2 separate regions of the Mus musculus genome follow, and region 2 is linked to region 1. The links are chromatin loops, found by intact Hi-C in ENCODE. Cell type or tissue: left cerebral cortex. All regions are shown on one strand. Links, peaks and the distances in the headings refer to the core of each region. The heading gives the core; the rest is flanking DNA. Region 1 has its middle 62 kb from the start of Ripor2. Region 2 holds the start of Ripor2 (RHO family interacting cell polarization regulator 2).

The links. A loop is a pair of places that touch in the nucleus more often than their neighbours do. Peaks named below come from ENCODE experiments on the same cell type or tissue, not always from the same donor. Only the 100,000 strongest peaks of a DNase experiment are listed, where the experiment ranks them.
Region 2: a loop joins it to region 1, with 4 times the contacts of the local background. A loop is called at or near these places in 4 of 42 quality-filtered maps.

What each region holds. Positions count from the first base shown.
Region 1 is chr13:24,571,582-24,581,350 of GRCm38, forward strand. It overlaps a transcript of Ripor2 not described here. Among named protein-coding and RNA genes, the nearest start is that of Ripor2, 62 kb to the right of the region's middle. In left cerebral cortex, for the core only: no CTCF peak of the experiment used is centred there; DNase peaks (open chromatin) are centred at 5,308 and 5,823; H3K27ac peaks cover 1,267 bases.
Region 2 is chr13:24,634,003-24,643,771 of GRCm38, forward strand. It overlaps Ripor2 (RHO family interacting cell polarization regulator 2), which reads left to right and starts at 4,646. Exons shown (of 23, transcript NM_029679.2): 1 at 4,646-4,934. The coding sequence starts at 4,886. In left cerebral cortex, for the core only: no CTCF peak of the experiment used is centred there; DNase peaks (open chromatin) are centred at 4,546, 4,926, 5,307, 5,679 and 4 more places; H3K4me3 peaks cover 2,969 bases; H3K27ac peaks cover 1,831 bases.

The sequences.
Region 1 (9,769 bases), core at 917-8,916:
AGTAACAATGTTTAAATCTTTAAAAACATCCATTACATGGCTGCATCATATTTTAATGTCTCTATGAGCCATAATATGTAACTCTTTCCTGTTGTCATACTTGGTTGCTGACAGAGTGTGTGCCATTCCCTGAGACAGTCTGGAATCTCAGGCTTAGTAGAGTTGGATTCTTCTGAAGCTAAGTGAATGTATCTGGTCCATTCCTCTTTGGTGGCTTCTAGCAATGCCCACCAAGCCTTAATATTCACAGCCTTGTAGACATGTGTGTAATTCATCTCTGTGTTTAATGTTCCAATAGCATTATCCTTTTGTCTCAATGTTGTCTTGTGAAGATGTCAGCCATATTTGAGTAGAAAGACAGTTTATTCCAGTCAGACTTCATTTGAATCTGCAGTTATCTATTTGCAAATGTGGTTCCCCTCTGAGTGCCTTTGGATTAGTTTCAGAACAAAAATCTCTGCTTCCCATGACAGATTGTAGAAATATCCGTACACGGGCTGTAGAGTTGGCTCAGTCGTTAAGAGTACTTGTTGCTCTTGTGACTATCTGGGCTTTATTCCCAGCGCCCATGTGGTGGCTCACAACTTTCTGAACTCTAGCTCTAGGGGATTTGACACTGGTCTCTGAGGGCCATAAGGCGTGCTCGTGGTGCTCAATCAAACATACATATAGGCAAAACATTCACACATTCAGAATAATAACATAAATCCAAAAAATTAAAGTAAGACAAACATCCTACAGAAAAAGGTTGCTGACAGGGCAGCAGTCCCATATATGTCACAGAAAATACTTAAAATGCTAGCCCGGGTTTTCTACCCCACCTTTGGTTATTGAGTTCCCAGATGAAAAACACACTCACAGCCTTTATATCTTCAGTAAGCCTTAAACAGCACAATGGTTGGGCAACTGCCTCCCCTCCATGGTGTTAGAATCTACTTTCCTATTGATAACCCTGAGTTATCACTTATTATTTACTATGTTCTACCTGGGATGCTCTTAGCTCCAGTTGGGCAGCCCCCAGGACCACACTCTTAAATCTTAACCCATGATGTCTTCTCCTTCCTCCTCTTCCTGCACGTTCTTCTCCTCCTTCTTCTTCCAACCCAAATCTGCAAAACCTCTGTCTCTTCTGCCCAGCTATTAGCTTTTGACATCTTTATTTAGCAATTACAGTTAACTGGAGCAAGGTCACTTAACTAGCAACTGCATGCAGACTCTCCTGTCTCTGGGGCAACCAGTTTGGGGATCCCAAATTAACATTAGAATCCAAAGAGCATCAGGCCTACCCACTACATTATAGAATAGAGTAGGGTTACTTCCTTTCTCTCTGGGAGTGTGCCTGGAGATCATGTTTGACCATGGACCTGTTGGCAACCCAAGGACAATGCTTCATGGGGAAGGCCTGTTCCTGCCAAGTACTACCTTTCCATGGATGAATCTGACTAGTTCTGGAAGCTTAAGGTTAGTGTTTCACAAGATTAACTGGTGTAGGCCGCCTTCCAGCCTAAGTTTATCTCTGTTGGAATTGTGTCTCTGTGCTCACTTTTCTTCTGCCCACCTCCTGGTTTAAGACTTGGTTCCAAGTTTGGGGAGGAAAGGGGCGATATGACTCTAGGTTTCCTTGAATGTACAGGGGAGAATAGAGCTAGCTCAGTTTTAGATACTCTCTCCACCCTGTGTGGAATAGACAGTAAGAAAGGTCTGGGGATGTGTGTTGTCTGAGTGCGTTTGTGTTGCAACCTCAAAATACAGGAGACTGGATAATAAATAATTATTTATTTAGAAGTCCAATGACAAGGTATTGGCAAGTTGACGTCTGGTAAAGGCCTGGTCTATGATTCCAAAATGGCACACCTTTAATGTCATCTCCATGCTATGATAGTCTCGTTAGCTGTCCCCATGCTTCTGGGAGCCTCATTAGTCCCCCGTCCCTCTTGTGAGTTCTTTTATAAGTCACTCTGCAGAAGCTTTCGTGGCTGGATAACCTTCTCAAGGCCGCACTCCTTGACAATGTTACACTGGGGGCTGAGTTATAACAGAAATTTTGGAGAATGTGAACACTCAGCCCTCAGCTTGTGCTACCTCCAGCTCCCAAGAGGCTCCCTGAGTGATGAAAGTATAAGACAGAGTTACCCTGTTCATTTCCAGCTGCTTCTATTCCTGTTTGTCAGGCAGCAGACATTTGAGGAAAATCTGCTCTGGGCAAAGAGCATTCCATGCTCCCTGCAGTGAACATGGAGGACCGTTAAGGCAGGCGCCATCTGCCCACAATAGACGTACAGCTTTGCTGGCAAAACAGCACATAAAAAAGACAAGTTACAGTACAAGACAGAATATGACCAGCCCCAGTGAGTTTCATAGGCAGTTAAAGTGTCATAAAAATTTAGGAAAGTAATTTGGAACAGTTTTCACTGATAAGAAATTTGGAGGGATACTTGTTGAAAGAGAAACTATTCCAGCTCAGGGAACAGTGTATGGAAAGAAAGTCTACAACTAGTACAATATATTTTAGCAAACAAATTCAGTATTTATGGAGTCCCTAGTGGGTGAAAAAGCAAGAGAGGGGCCAGAAGGATGGTTCACCAAATAAAGCATTTGTTCACTGTGATAGTTTGTACATGCTTAGCCCAGGGAGTAGCACTATTAGGATGCATGGCCTTGTTGGAGTAGGTGTGTCACTGTGGGCATGGGCTTAAGACCCTCACCCTAGCTGCCTGGAAGTCAGTCTTCCACTAGCAGCCTTCAGATGAAGATGTAGAACTGTCAGCTCCTCCTGTACCATGCCTGCTCGGATGCTGCCATGTCCCCGCCTTGATTATGGACTGAACCACTGAACCTGTAAGCCAGCCCCAATTAAATGTTGTCCTTTATAAGACTTGCCTTGGTCATGGTGTCTGTTCACAGAAGTAAAACCCTAAGACACTCACTATGCAAGCATGAGGACCTGAGTTCAAATCCTCAGGGTTCATGTAAAGCTGTTCATAGCAGCAAGCTCTATAACCCTGGCCTTCCTATAAGACATGGGAAGCAGAGACAGGGGAATCCCTGAAAGCTCACAGGTTGACCAGCCTGGTGTACACAGCTGTAAGCACCAAGAGACTCTGCCCAGGCCAGACATGATGGCACTGGCCTTTAATCCCAGCATTCTGGAGACAGAGTCCTCTGGATCTCTATGCAGTCCAGCACATCCAGGGCTATCTCAGAAAGACAGAGACAGCCAGATGGACAGCCAGCCAGATGGACAGACAGGGACTCTGACTCTACCTCAACCAAGGCTGGGTGTAAGGACTGAAACTCCAGATTCTCCTCTGTAATGGGCTTTCATGCTCACGCTCACATACACAGGTTAATTTAGCAAAGAGGGTGTGGTGATGGTAGGCCATGCCTATAGTCCCAGAACTAAGGGGGCCATAGTAGGAAGATTACTGCAAGTTGGTGGCCCTCCTGGGCCACAAAGAGTCCACTTGAAGCCAAACATGCAGACTTTAATTCTTACTTGGGCTGTTCTCATAGCCAAGGTCTACAGGCTCACATGAACTTCCCAAACCTCAAAAGCCCTCCTGTCATTTTATGCTCTCAGCACAGGTGTTGTCTTAGCACTTACATGATAGCATTCCCACAGAACAACCAAGCAAAGCACCACTAAGAGAACTCATTGTGCCCGTAAAATGGGAAGTCCAAAGAGGCAAAGTCCCAGCCCTCAGCCTCCAGCCCTGGAGCTGGCTGCCCTTGGGTGTGGCAGAAGGAAACCTGATCTGAGGGCGAGATGACCTTGACCATCATCAGCAGAAGGACAGCAAGAACATCTTGCAAGTGGAGGTTTTAGTTTACTGCTTTGTTGCCTGTACTTAAAATTATAGGTTGTGTGTGGCCGGGAAAGGCCTTCCAGAAGAGATAAGTAACAAGCTATTTTAGGATGACTCTTCCCATGACATAAATTATGGTTTGGAGAGGAGAGAGTTTGGAGGTACCAGAGGCTAATTAGAAAGAGACAGCCCAGTCTGCATGGAGGCCAGGGAGAGAGGGAACAAGAAGCCACAGACCGGAGAGACCAACTCCTTTCAAACATATAATATCACCGTCTAGCCTGGCATTCAGGGCCGTGGACCGAAGAGTTTTCATGGTTAAAGGTAATATTCACAATTTGGGAGAAGTGGGAGAAAAGAAGTGTTTCAACTGTTTGCTAGGATAGGTTCTGAGCAGGTAAGGAGCTGAGGGCCCAGCCCAGGGAAACACACTTCCTTTGTGTGTAGGAAGCCCTCAGTTCCACCCAACTTCTGCAAAACAGGGGTTTGAGGGGGCTTGCTAAAATGGGTTCTATAACTGCAGCTCTGGAGTAAAAACCTTGGCTCCAGCTCTCTCACCAGGTAAGGCTTGTCCAGCCATCCCAACAGCCAATTAAAGAGACAAGGAATGGAGACAAGTGGAGATCAGGTGACATTGGGAAGAACAGAAAGGGGCAGTCACTCAAGTCCATCTCTGGGTACAGAACAGGGGAGAGTGGGGAGTAGAGGTCTAGTCAATCACCCAGCCCCGCTCGAGGTCTCCTCGTTGTCTCAGTTCTGCGTCTGAAGAGTGGTCCAAAGAAGTTCGTATTGCTTGAGGGGGACAAGCAGGGTCTCAGGAGGTGGTCACTTCTTGCGGTTGTGGATAACCGCTCTCACCTGGGGCAGGGGGAAGGCTGAGGGCTGTGTTCTGTCCTGACTTTGTTCTTCCTTGAATCCAAGGTGATTTTAAGCGATTTAATCTCAATAACTTCATCCTTGAAGCGGCACTGAGCTAGCTTTGGCAGACATACACGTGTTAGTGATTCTCATGCCTATGTGTGTGTGCGCGTGGGGCGCGGGGGGAGGGGTGTCAATCAAAAGCCTGAACCAAGGTTAAGGGATGGACACAGAATGAAGGCATAGGTGACAGGCTTTTAGTGACACTGTGGGTGAGCAAAACCAGCTGCTGAGTGCCTGTTACTGCACCATATGGTCAAGACAGGAGATTATGAGCAGGCAGATGTAAAAGGGTGATGTCACTCTTCCTGGCCATGTGAGTGTTGTGAGAACCTAGTGCTGTGGAGAGGGGTGCCAAAGGTTTAGGGAGCCTGAAGTTGCACTTGGCTAGACGTTTTCACTTGGAGTCTGAAGAATGAAAGAGGAAAGACCTCCATCAGTCTTGCTCTGGTGGAGGCAGACTGGGAGACCTGGAGCTCCCAAGCCCCACTGGGCAGGCTTCTCCTCGACTCCTGCCTTGCAGCCATCCTTTGGTTGCCATGGTGACCACAGCAGACAGTGTGCAGATTCTCTCCAGTTCTCAAACCCCTCCCACAGACTACCATGTGTAGCCAATATGCCTCATGTAGCAATTAAAAGGAAAGATGATACCCACGCCTTCTCTAAAACGGTGGTAGTCTCAACTCTCCAGATAACAACCAAGTGGGCTGAGATAAACACAGAATTCTCTGCATCCCTTTATGGAACTGACACCCGAGTGCATAAGTGCAGATGTGGGTTTACACACTGATATGAGCATGCTAACTCAGAAGATATGTTTCTGAGAAGACAAAAATAAAAAACAAACGACCTGTATAGAACTGTCACCATTACGAGAAAGAAGCAAGTTGAAGAAAGGACATAGACTACAATCCTATCCATACGTGTTAATTCGTCCAAGGATTCCTGTGCCCTTGGGTAACATGTGTCCTTCATCTGTAGTACAAATTCTCTAACCTTCTGTTGTTCTTTCTGGCTTTGTTTAAGATGATGTTTTAGGTAGGGTTACTATTGATGTGATACCCTTACCAAAAGCAACTTGGGGAGGGAAGGGTGTATTTGGCTTACGTATCCCCAAGTCACAGTTCACTGAGGGAAGCCAGGGCAGGAACTCAAACAGGGCAGGATCCTGGAGGCAGGAGCTGATGCAGAGGCCATGAAGGGGCACTGCTTACTGGCTTGCTCCTCATGGTTTGTTCAGCCCAATTTCCTCTAGAACCCAGGACCACCTGCCCAGAGATTTCAATGAGTACAATGGACAAAGTACTCCCAATAAATCATTAATTAATTGTAACAATTAGAAGGAAAATACACAATTGCTTGCCTACAGCCATATCCTACTTACAAAGGCTTTTTTTTTTTCAGTTGAGATTCCCTCTTCTCAGATGACTTTAGCTTAGGTCAAGTTGACATTAACCTATCCAGGATAAACAAGAGTCTCCTGTAGCTCAGGCCAGTCTCCAACTCAACACATGGCTGAGGATGACTGAATTTCTGATCCTTCTGCCTCTACTTCCCAAGTGCAAAGCCATGCACAGTTCCCTTATGCTTGCTTGCTTTTTTTTTAAAGATTTGTTTGTTTGTTTATTTATTTATTTAATGTATATGAGTACACTGTAGCTGTACAGATGGTTGTGAGCCTTCATGTGGTTGTTGCGAATTGAATTTTTAGGACCTCTGCTCACTCTGGTCAACCCTGCTTGCTCCGGTCAGCCCCGCTCACTCAGACCCAAAGGTTTATTTATCATTATACATAAGTACACTGTAGCTGTCTTCAGACACACCAGAAGAGGGCTTCAGATCTCATTATGGGTGGTTGTCAAGCCACCATGTGGTTGCTGGGATTTGAACTCAGGACCTCTGAAAGAGCAATCGCTCTTAACCATTGAGCCATCTTGCCAGCCTGCCCCTTATGCTTTCTTTTTCTAACTTTTATTTTGTAAAATTTATACATTCACAGAAAGTTGCACAAACAGTGCAGAGATCTCATGACCCTTTTATCACATGGTCATATTTCATATATCTATGATAAAACCTAAAAACCAACACTGATCCAAAGTGTAGAAGTGGAAGAAAGGCTAGGTGGGTGTATGGGTATAGGGGTGTGTGTGTGTGTGTGTGTGTGTGTGTGTGTGTGTCTGTGTGTGTGTATGCAGATATGGATATCTCTGTGCATTTATGTCTGTGGGGGTATAGGTGTGGGTGTGTCTATGTTGGTGTGTGTATGTGTCTGTGTGTATAGATATAAGTATAGATATAAGTATAGATATATAAGCAGGATACTGTTTCATAGATGTGCAGATGTCAGCCTGTACCCACCACCACAAATAAAATACAGAGTATTCCCAAGAAATCCTTCCTGGGACACCTTCAGAGTTACCCACCACTTCCCCTAGCCTCATTCATTGTCCTCATCTCTGATCAGTTTAAGATTGTCTTGTATGTGAGACTACGGTATAAGTCTATGGTACTGCAGATGTCCTTTTGAACATGGCTTTTTTCACTCAGTGTGTGGCTCTCAGGATCTGCCTGCTTTATTTGGTGTCCAGATTCCCTCCTTCCACATCCACTGTCTGGTTGGATATATCTTGTTTAGCAATTCACCTACCATAGGACATTGCTGTATCCTCAGTGTTCACGTATGGGTGGTGAGTGAATGTTTAGTTTGAGGGGAAATGTCAACCTGGTCCCTGGAGCAGCCACGTATGCTGCCATTCCCACCAGCAGTGCCTTTGTGCTTTTATCAACACTTAATACTGATGGTAGTTTTTATTTCTGTTGTATTGCATTTTATCTCAACTCTGTTTCCAAATAATAACAGTGATAAATTCATTTGTGTGTCTGTACGGTATATGTACATGTTTGTATGTGCTCTTGTATGTGCATGTGTGCACATATGTGTACACATATGTGGAGGCCAAAGATCAGTGTCCCTGTCTTTTTTGATTACTCTCTACCTATTCCTTTGAGGAAAAGTTCTTAGTGAACCCAGAGCTCACCACTGAACTGCCCAGTGAGTTCCTATTGCCACCTCCCAGAACTGGAAATGTAGACACATGCTATCACAGTCAGCTTTTTAAGACCCTGTGAGCCCAAGATATATTCTGAACTCTGTTTTGCCCTGTTCCCCAACTGTTTTGCCCTGTTCCCCAACTCCAGCCTGTTCTCAGAATTTTACCAAGCTGGTTTGAATCGATCATGCTCCTACCTCAGTCATCATACCCAGCTCTTTTCATGGTAACTTTCATGTCTTTAAGCTTTTCCTTTTATCTTTTCTTCCTTTGTCTCCCTTTGCTAAGGTGGACATTGCGCTCAGTTTACTTTGACTTCACTAGTTTATTTTCTCCTCAGTGTTTAATTTGTCAGTAATCAAATATTCATATGACTTTCACTTTTGCTATTTTCTTATTCAGAAGTGCTCCTTTCCAAACTTGCTTAGTTATTTTATGGATATTGGTTCTAATTTTCTGCACATATTTTCAAACTTGCTTTCTCTCAGTTTATTAGCTCTGATCATTTTCAAGTTTGTGTCTCATGATTTTATTTTATGAAGAGTGGGGTCTTTCTCTACTTTTCTAAAATATTGTTGGTGGGCCATTGATGTTCTTATTTTTAAGAATGTTATAAAATAAAACGTAGCTAAAGAACTGTAAACTAATAAAAGAATGGCTACTGAATTATTGGAAGGCAAACACTGTTGTCACTGCCATCTGAATGTAGAATTTGGACTTGGTAGGAAACCCCTGCATTGGCAGTAAGTACCACAGAAACCCCTCCATTTGGCCTGTACTTATCCTGTGGATGAAATAATGTTTTTGAGAATTCAGGATTTTTTGGTTTCTTTAAAAAAACACAGAACTATAATATATTTTTGTTTTAATCCCAGGTGTGGGGATGTGCGGTGGCTTCGCGGCCGTTGATTTATCATTTGCCTCATATTCTAGCAGAGGCAAAGACTTGCTGGGTGCAGATGGCTTCTGCGATTGTATGGCTTTTGGCATTCTGAGAATTTTTTAGAGGGTTTATAAATGCTAAGACCCCAGTAGATGGTGAGTGGGTACTTGTTTGTCATTGAAGGGAGTGGGCTTAGTAGTAGTCATGCTCAAAGAAGAAACAAGGGGAAAGATTCTCTTCCATCCTTCTTTCTGTCCTATCCAGTGATAAGGGGTGAAACCAGGGGGATAAAGGGTGGGAAAAAAGAAGAACCCACAAAGTAGCAAAGACCAGCTACAAGTAAAGAAGAAACAAGAAGAAAAATTAGGTCCAGAGATCTCTATCTCTCCCCCCCCCCCCCTTATTCTTCTTTCTCTCCTATCTACTGGCAGGGGATGAAACCAGGGGGATAAATGTTGGTAAAAATAAATAAATAACCCACAAAATAGTAAAAGAATAGCTACACACGGACACACTAATTTTCCTGTGTCTTGTGAGAATTTCCAACTCTAGAAATTTCCAGAATTTCAGATGATCACAACTGAAGATGAGCACTCTGAAACACGTACTAAGTCAGCCGCAACTGAAACTAGAAGACTGTCTCCCATAGGCATGGTGTACAACTGACTCACACAGATACAGTTGCCCCCCCCCCCGGCCACCCCGCCACCAGAGATACAGCTGCCTCCCACAGGCGTGGCCTGCAACTGGGCCAAAGTATGAGAAGGACAGTATCACCCGTCGCCCTGTTTGACTCCAGTGCAACTTCTCAACTAAACAGAAGTAGAGGCTCTGAGACCAAGCTTCATGTGTCAAGTCACGATTCTTACTACCAAGATAAAATGCCTGACAAAGGCATCATAAGACATGTAGAATGTGTTCTGGCTCACTGTCTGAGGGTACACTCCATCATCATGGGGGAAGCATGGTGTCAGAACAGTGAGGCAGCTGTCATATTGCACCTGCAGTCAGGAGGAGAGAGAGTGGGGAAGGTGAATGTTGATGCTCAGTTTATTTCCTTAGTCTAGGACCCAATGTCACGGATGGTGCTGCCCACGTTCAGGGTGGATCCT
Region 2 (9,769 bases), core at 916-8,915, 62 kb after region 1:
TTCAAGCTACCCCATAGCCAAGCACTGGGATGGCTGAAAGTCTCTAAGGGAGGGTCATGTGATTAGAGACAGGTCTTCAACATGAGGTCCTGAACTCTGCTCCTCTCATGGACGTGAGGCATCCCAGTTAGAAAGGAAGCCCAGATCTCAGGCTAGATCTGATCACCTCTCCAGGAACTGTCAACGAAGGCCAGGAGTAGAAGCCAGAAGTCACCAGTGTCCTAGGCACAGGATACACAGAAAAATTAAACACAGAAGGATCTGATAGATCCCAGGGAGAACATCAGCTTCACTTGGCAATGCCGGGCATTCCTCGGGCACATGCTGAGCTCTGAGTTACAGAGATGGAGTTCTAAATTGGGAAATCAAATCAAGCTTTCCTTGATTCTTCTGATGAACGGTGTATTTATCAATCTCCACCAGGCTCACTGGGCTGATTCTGTTAGCCAAACATCGGCTCAAAAATTCTCCGGAAGGAGAATGACACAGCCTTACTGTTTCGGAAAGGGAAACTTGTCGGTACTGCTGAAGTTAAAACACAGTTTCATGCTACCAAAAATAAAGCCGTTCCCATAGCACCCAGAGCACTTCCTCTTTCCTATGGCACACCTCACTTGCTCATCTCCAGGACCACCCCACCAAGCAGGTCGGGTTGCTGCAGTAGCCTTCCCTAGCCCACTACCTGATACTGTCCTCACCCAATGGTCCACTGATAGTAGCTGCCATTTTTATTTGTGAGTATTCTTGATGAGGAATGACGTGAGGGGGTGGGCTGAACTATGCTCTAAGGAACCATTCTTTTCTTTTTTAAGTCAACAAATTTTTACTTAAGGGATTTTGTATGTCGCTCTCTCGCTGCCTATTGAGGTCACGTGGCTCCTTCAAAGCAGAATTCAACATTTTAAGACAGCCCTGTTCTAAAAGCACTGATGCTCAATCCAGGCATGCAGTCAGCCCACATTTCCCTCATTTGAGCTTCTTCTGTTTCCACATGAGTGGAGAACATATTCATGAATTTAGAGTCCTCCATCTGAGATGAGAGAGACACCCATGACAGTGTGACAGTGCTAAGTGGTGACGGTATTCGTGACAAGGCTCCTACTTTGAAGGTGAAGCCTGGAGCTGAAGGCACGAGTCTTATTATAAATGGATGGAGTTTGTTTGGTTTGCTTTGTTTTACCAACATAGCACTGGCACAACCTACATACAGACCTGTGTGCAATATCATAGGAATGAGTGTGGTCTAGATTCCTTCGTGTTAAGAGAAGTGGAGTCTCAGAAATTGAGGGGGCAGATCATGTATCCTAAAGTGGACCATAAAGCAAATTGTTCCAGGAACCATTCCTTTCTGCCGGCATGAGGAAATGTAACTGTCTCCTAGTGAGGAGGTTCCCAGAGTACCCCTGCTTCCATGAACAGAACAGATCTGTGCTTCATTATTTCCCTGGGTAAAGTCACAAGAATGCCCTTGGCGGATAGGAATGCTCTGAATTCTGCTTAGGGAGCGGTAAATACACCACAAGAGAAAGTAGAAATAAGGAGAAATCCACCCCTTCAAGAATGGGGACTCTGGAGATCTCAGCAGAGACAGTAGGTGGAGATGCCTGCTGTAGAGCTTTGGACTGAGGTGCCTGGCTTCTTCTGTGTACTCTTAATTTGGTTGCCCTGACGGACAAATCACTTAACTTCTCTGGCATGTGAACCACAGGGCCCTATCAGGAACGAATTCTGTCTCGTTAGACCTATGATGCTCCGTCCATCCGTAACTCATGCTCATACCTGCTGTCTGAGGAGGATTTGTGCTAGGACCCATAGCGGCTACAGTCATCCAGGACAGATCCCAGTCCAAAGAGGAAACTGACCTGGGTTCAGGATCTACCCTTCCATCATATACACACTGCCTGGGGAACCAGCTCAAAGTGGCACTTTGCTCAACCCACTTCCTATTTATTTGCAATTTCAGTTCTGCCCCAGGTTGAGGAGTTGAGCCCAGGAAATGTAACACTGTTTGGAGCAATCACACTTCAGTACCTGCAATATTACTCAAGGTAGAGGTTCTAGGCATCTTGAGATCTGGCTGTTAGGAAGTTCAGAAGTGAGAGGACAGGAAAGGGACAAGGGGCCGGAGGGAATGGAGATAGCTGGGGGCTTTTTAACTGAGTGTGAATAAATGGCTGCTGCTATCTGGATGTGGGCAAAGGCTCTCCCGACGGAGATAAGCCAGGCTGACAAGGGAAAGGAAATGCTTGTAGACTCAGGAACTGCTTCAGAATGCAGTTATCCATCTTCCATCTGATAGGCCTGGGACACAGTGGGTAAGGCAGAAATGGTCCCTGCCCCGTGAGCTCACAGATTAGTGACAGGCAAAGAATGGTCAGCATTGGAAGACAAGTGGGGATGGAAATGATCACTGGGGACATGGATGTACTAAAGATGCCAGTGGTCTGCGATGACCCAGGAAAAGGCTGCGAAGGTTTGAGGAACCAGAGAGAGGCCCTGGAGATAGTGGAGATCTATAAAGGGTTGGCTCACCAGGATCTTGTTAGCAGTGGTGCTGAGGTTATGTTTCTTGTTGCTATGATCAAATACCTGGCTCCATTCGAGAGGATACTGACCATCATGGCCAGGAAGTGCTGGTGGCAAGTACCTTCTCTCCTTGTATTCGGACCAGAGCCCCAGCCCAGGAATGGAAGGTGCTATCCACATCTAAGGCCGGCCTTTCCACTTCAATTAACTTATCTAGGGAACCCTTTACAGACTGGTCCAAGGGTCTACTGCTTAGGTGAGTTTAGATTCGACCAACCTGATGATGAAGATTAACCATCACCAGCAGTGTGGACTTTGGGTTTTATTCTGTATTCCATATAGGGAACTGAAGCAGGATTTAAAGCCACAGAAGAGTCACATTGTGGTTTACAGGGTTGTTTTTTTTTTTTTTAAGGCCACTGTTTCTGCAATGTAGATAGACTATTGTCTATCACTGCCTAAGAAATCAACATACAGTCATTTAAAAGAACACACAGCATTAACTCACAATTTCCACTCGTCAGGAATCCAAGCCCGGCTTTGCTGTGTCCTCCAAAGGATGGGTGTGCCATGAAGAATGTCTCCCCACAAGCCATGTCTCTTTTTTGCATGAGCATCTAAAGTCGATGAGGCTGGGTCATCTTGGACAAGTTAGGCTAACTCTCTGTAACCTTAGTTTGCCTGCCTATAAAGTGGGAATCAAAATACTGAAAGGTTACAGCCAGGTGTAAACAGTCTAATGTCAGGGGATAAGAAGATCGCCATAAACTTACGTTTAGTTCTGTACGGATTGATGCATTAGGGACTTGCTTGTTGAGCAGAACACCCATGAGGAAACACACAGAGAGCTTGCTTGCCCTCTGTGTGCTAAGCTGTCACATGTGTAGTCGTAGTCGACGCTTTCCTCCTAGGAAGGAATGTCCACATGGGAAGGTGGCTTCCTGATGGGGAGTGTGTTGAGTTGAGAGAAGGGCATTGGAGAATGCAGCTGGCAAGGGTAGCCTGTCTGAGCTCCTCTCAAGCCATGGCCTCGTGGTCCAGGTGAGAGGCCTGTACAGTGCTCCTCCTTGGGTGATCCCTGAAGTCTGGCTGTATCCTTAGGTGGGGTGTGATTCAGCTGCTTGCGTTTTCCAGGTCTAAGGATGTCCAGGTTTCCTGATGCTGCCATAGACTCCTCTCCTAGCCTTTGTTGGTCAAGGTTTATACTTCTTGATTCTAATGTCCTCATAAAGTGACTAGGTCTCAGCTTGGAATGTGATGGATGAATTTGTGGGACACTTTGATTTTACATATTGTAAATACACAATTGTATGAGTAAGACAGTTTCCCTGAGGAGGAAACTGAGGCCTGGAAGACTGCCAACCTAAGGATGGACGCAGAGTCCACTCTTGGGCTCCAGGTCCTTAGAATACCCAACCTCATACTCTTCACTCACACACATATAATAGCCTAGTTACCAATGCTGACCTGGGATTTACTATATATAACCCAGGCTGGCATCGAACTTACAGCAGCCTTCCTGCCTTAGCCTCTTGAATGCCACCACACTCAGCTTCTAAAGGTCCTTTTTCTATGGAATGTTTCTGTCTGTCAGACCCACCTACATTTTATAGCCTTATGTATAATTCAAATTCACACCAAAAGAGAGGTTTCAAAGTCAAACAAAAGTCTTGCTTCTCCCTATCATAGTGAAACCTCTGTCGAAACAAGCCCTGGGTACTTGTACCCAGAGGCCCTCTCCAACCGGGCTTTTCAACATAACTCCTGCCTTGAGCCTTGAACTTCACTCTTCACCACTGCACACAACCCTCCCCCATCTCATCATTTGCAATGCACGGCCCTTTTTGAGATCCCCAAAGGCTGGCTGCACAGGCACTCTTGTCTCAGCTGAGATCTCCTCTAATGCTCCGTGTCCGGCTGGTCTCAACTCCCCTGCGGCGGAGTCCTTCTAAGCTGCGCCACAAGCTAGTGTCCCAGAGCCTGACGTGCAGGCAGACGATCAGCTGGAGGCAAGCACCCAAGCGCACCCTGAAGGAGTCGGGCTGAAGGGACCATCAAGCAGCTGTCTCCACCCGCCCTCCTCCCTCGCCCCCCCCCCACCGGTGACGCGCCAGCCCCCGCGTGCGCGCCTCCCCACCGCCCTCTCCGCTACCGCGCTCGCTCCGCTCTCTGCCACCCGCGCGTCCTCTGGCCCCGCAACTTCACCCGGCGCGGCGGCAGCTGGTGCGACGCCCGAGCGCTGGGGCCACGACTGTTACCCTCGGACCTTTCCCTGTTGGCTGGGAGGAACGAGCACCGGTGTCCGCGGAGCCGGAGGTGCACGGCAGCGAGGGGCGGTGCGTGGGTGCCGAGGTGGTACATGCCACCCGGTACTAAGCGTCTCCGGGCACTAGGAGCGTTCTCGGCAGGTAGGTGCACGCGCCTCTTAAACACATTCTCTGCGGCTGATTTTGGTTTCCACCGGCATGAGGTGGGTGTATGGAGGAGTGTCCTGGGCTTGAATGAGCCTGGCATATTAAGAAGAACCCTTGGGTGTCCGGGCTTCCTAGGTCCTGGCGAATCCGGGGAGCCTGATGTGGGCTGGGACGAGAAGGGAAGTTATTAAGGAAGAGGGGCCGTGCACTTAGCGCAGGCCGACCCAAAGGATGTCCCGCACTGTGGAAGGACCGATTGAGAAGGCTAGAGAAGCCTGTGGCACTACCTAAGGTAGGGGCTTGTCAGGGACAGGGGATCCCGCGGGTGGGATCGTGGATGAACCCTGGCTTCCGAAAGACTTCCGGGCACCCAGCAGCGATGGGTGATCCAGCTCAGAGGGAGGATCGCAATTTCCAAGGGCTTCATGTGCCTCCAGACTGAGCAATTGAGCTTGGCTGGGACCCAGCTGTTCCAAATTGGCCACGTGAAACCGGTGAGAATGGGGAAGAGGGCAAGCCAAAAGAAATGTGTTGTTTTTGATGCCAACCTGTGTTTGGAAAGACTGGGGTACGGGGTCACACTTGGGGAACACTCTAACCCTAGCAGGTGTCTGTGATATTGAACGTGCGCGGGGGGTGGGGGGGGGGTTCTGTAGTTCTCCCTCAGGCTATTTATTACCTCATAGCTCCCTCCCACAGTTTCCTGGATAGGGATGCAGACCCCTCGCTGTAGAAGAGGGCGGGCGTTGGAATTCGCTAAGCAGAGCCATTCAGGTGCGAGAATGACAGGACTGTGGACAGTCACAGCTCCTGAGTGAGAAAACAAGACGAAATCCTAGAGAAGCTAGCAATGTTTTTTGGGGAGTGGGGGTGGGGCAGAGTGGGATCCACAGCCCATAGGCTCTGGTCTGGGGGACACCTATATGTTGCATGAGTGACTGTGAAGAAATGTCAACACTTCAGCTGGGGGAACAATGTGATTGTCTTTAAAGCACACACACACACACACACACACACACAAGCTGCCTTTCCTCTCAGCTCCCCTTGCAAATATGAGCACCCGCCCATTGTTTCCTGACACAGTCATTTCTTCCTTCTTCTGTTTCGTTGTTTTTGATGTTAGTTGGTTGGATGGTTTTGTTTTGTTTTGGGAGAGTTTTCTGGGTCAGGTTTGCCTCGCTCCTCCTTCCCACCCTCACCCAGTATTCCTACTAGCCTACTTCTCTTAGAGCAGGCTCTGAGAGTCCCATTCATAAGGTTTAGCTCCACTAGAGCCTTCTATCTGCTGTTACAGCAAGAGAGGTCAGGGCACAACTCCTGCAAAGAACCAGCACCCTCAATCCAATCTCCAGCAGTTACCTGTAAAGTAGGCACCCTCGCTTTGCGGCAATAAATCTTAGGGCAGGGAGGGGGGTGTCTACTCAGTCCAACCTCCAACAACATCAGAGCTCCTGCTGACGTCCCAAGAGTGGAGATCCAGCCACAAGGTGGCCTTTGCCCTAGAAGTTAATGCGTTTGCCTGTCTAAAAGCTGACTGCACCCAACCATCTGAAAAAGAACATTGGAGAATATGTTTAGTCAAAACATAGCACATGTGTTGCTTTTCCAAAAGCCCCCTGATGGGTGTTGTTGCTCTCTTCCTCTGACACTCTGATGTGAGATGTTTTCACTAGGAATATTTTGTCCTCAATATAAATATAGAGACTGCCAAACCCGAGAGAGGGAAGGCTGTTAGCCCGGCCAGAGGCCTTGCCCGGAAGCCTGATTACCAAAACACAGGTTCTCTGACTCCTTTCCTTTTGTTGATTAGCAGAGAAGCAGAGAAGGGACTTGTCTGCTTTCAGGAGTGAATGCCCCAAGGAGGAGGTTTTTATGCCTATTGTTTGGATCTGGGGAACTACACCTATATAAGTGTCCAGGCTTTGGAATGGGGTCATGATAGGCGTGCTGACTAAATCTTCTGTCACTAACAAGAAACTATCCCCACCAGGATAGACCCTAGGACTCAGCTACATTATTAACCATGTGCCTCCTTCTAAATGAACCCAACCACTTCTGTTATTCTTTGTCCCTCCCTCCCTTCCTGCCCCTCCTCCATTCTGTGTGAATGTGTGTGTGAGTGTGAGTGTGTGTGGGTGTGTGTGTTCAGGTGTCTTCTTCTGTCAGTCTTCACCTTATTATTTAAGACAGTCTCACTGAACCTGAAGCTCATCAATTCAGCAAGATTAAGTGGCTGAGAGCTCTAGGGACTTCCCACTCGCTGCTTTCTTGGCCCTAAGATTGCAGGTATGCACTGCCATGTCCAGCTTTTTACGTGGGTACTGGGCATCAAATTGAGGTCCCCATGCTTGTGTGACAAGTACTTTACTAAATGAGCCATCTTCCCAGTCCCTCTTGTTACATTTTGAGCTCATTTTATTACACCCCACTTCTGTTAAGAGGACCCAAACAGAGAAGGGTAGCTATAGAGAGTAGACAATATACCCTTCAGATTTCATAGTTAATGATCAGAGCTTTCTTACAATGGTCCTTTGGGGTTAAAGAGTTTACAAACAAGTGCTCTATTCTAACATCAGTGCATTCAAGGGCTGGAAAAAAATTAAAATGCAGTTTTATTTTTATTCTGAAAAGAAGCAACAAGTCTGAAACCAGCCTCTTGCTTTCCTTGAGAGGAAGTAGGAGTGGAAGTGAAAGTCATTTAATCTGCACAATGGATGATCCCCAGGCAATGGCAGACTTGGCTTTCCATCTGGGCTTCCCTTGCCTGGTTCTGAGCAGGGGCTTCATGCTTGCAAACAGATCTTTTACCAGGGTTAGTCTCATCTACCAAGAAAAGCTCCTGGATGGTGAGGGGTGGGGGTGTACTGCTTGTGTTTGAGGCCATTCAACCAGAAAAGAATACCAACTGAAATCAGACAATGGGTCAAGGGAGTTGGGTGGGGGTGTGGGAGGAGCTACAGATAGGCAAGTGTTTGGTTCCACAAAGGCAGACCTCAGTGTGGAATGGTGTCTTCCATCAGTCCTCATGTAAACAGCCCACAATGGGACTGTTGGGAAGATGTGTTCAGAAAGGGGAAGGGATTATGAAACTGCACCTCTATATCCCAGCAGAGCCCCGCTGTGAGCTTCATTCCTCTAAGCTGTCATATTGTATTCAGTTTCTCCAGGCAGCATCCTTCCTGTGAAAACCTCAATGTAACAGGCATAGGAGCCTTCTCAGGCACTCCACGGAACAGTCCATTCCATATCTTGCATGAGCTAATTCAGAAATACCCACGTTTTTTGGTCCTCCTTGTGCGCCTCCCCTCTGAAGCCACAGGCTTCCTCTCTGGGCTAACGGTCCAGGTCTTTGTTTGGTTGATTTGGTCAAGTAAGCTTATCCCTTACTTACTTAGATTGGAATCATCCCCTGGAAATAATAGGTGTTTTTCTGAGTGTGGCGGCTATCTAGTCAGGATTTGTTAGTCATGGGTCCTCGAGGGGTTTCCTCCTTCTAAGGAAACCCAGACTGCCTCGAAGAGAGGAAGCTGGTCCAGCTTATTTTATTGTTCTTTGTTTATAAGATACTGATGGGGGAGGTCACTGAATGTTTTTATGTTCATTACACTAATGAAAAAAGAAATTGGAATTTTTTTCACAGTGAAAGAAAATGAGATGCAGTATTTTTATGTTGTCTTCCGTAAGACCAACTTGAGCTTCTAGCCAGAGCAAGAAGCAAGCCTTAAACAAAGGGAATGGTTTATCACATTCTTTTAAAATGGCATACAGATTTTACACTATTCTAAAATACATATAAAAAATTGATTACCAATCACTTTTAATTCTGACGTGGATTTTTAATGTCCATTGATAGGTAATGTGGGGTAATACTACTTTTTCTTTTCCTCCTGCTTATGCATGTGTTCCCTGAGCAAGTTCTTGGGATCTTTGCCAGAGTGAGATTTCTCCTTCATAGTAAAAACATAAAATATGAATTCTAACTTCCAGGAAGTTCAATCCAGAAGAGAAGAAGGAAGAGGCAACTGGATGACTACATAGCCTGGTTAGTCCTGTGTGTTAGTCAGTTCTTTGTCATAATAGCAAAATACCTGATGCAGGGTGCTTAGGAAGTAAAGAGACACTTATGTATCTAGCTCACCGTTTGGATGGTATTATAGCGGCCTGGTGAGAGCCACCTCTTGACTGCATCACCTCCTAGCAGGTAACTATTAAATGAGCAAGTATGAAGCAAACAATGACATCTTAAACCAGGGACAGGGAGAGACTAGAATCCCACACCCCCTTCCATACTCTCTGTATGCTCCCAATTAACCTGGGGATCAATTCTACCACTTTCCAATACTTCCATTGTACAACTCTTAGAAGACATGGGAGCCACACTCAAAGCACAGCCCTGCATTTACACATGCCGCTGTAAGATCATTGTCGATACCAAACACACCCCTTCACTCAGAAGCATTTGGGGTTTGGACAGTACGAGGATGATCACCCCAGGCAAAGAGCTAAGGTAGGTCAGAGAGCGCTACACCTTTTAGGAGAGGTGAGTGGAAGGGAAAAGAGAAACTACCAGATGAAAAGATCAGCAGGCTCCCTGGCTCCCTAGGGCTCAGAGGGGCTGTTTGGCTTCTTCCTGGGGCCCCTGTGGTTTGTGCCAAGCCAAGAGAAGACATTGACTCCTGATCGACAACTTGTGAACCAGAATTTAAGAGCAGGAACCTAAAAGAAGATAGTGAAGATCAGGGCATAGAGAGGACAAGCCTGGCCCGGAAGGTCACCCGTGAAGGTCACCTAGGAACAGTAGTGAAATAAGCTGTTGCTAATGATAGTCA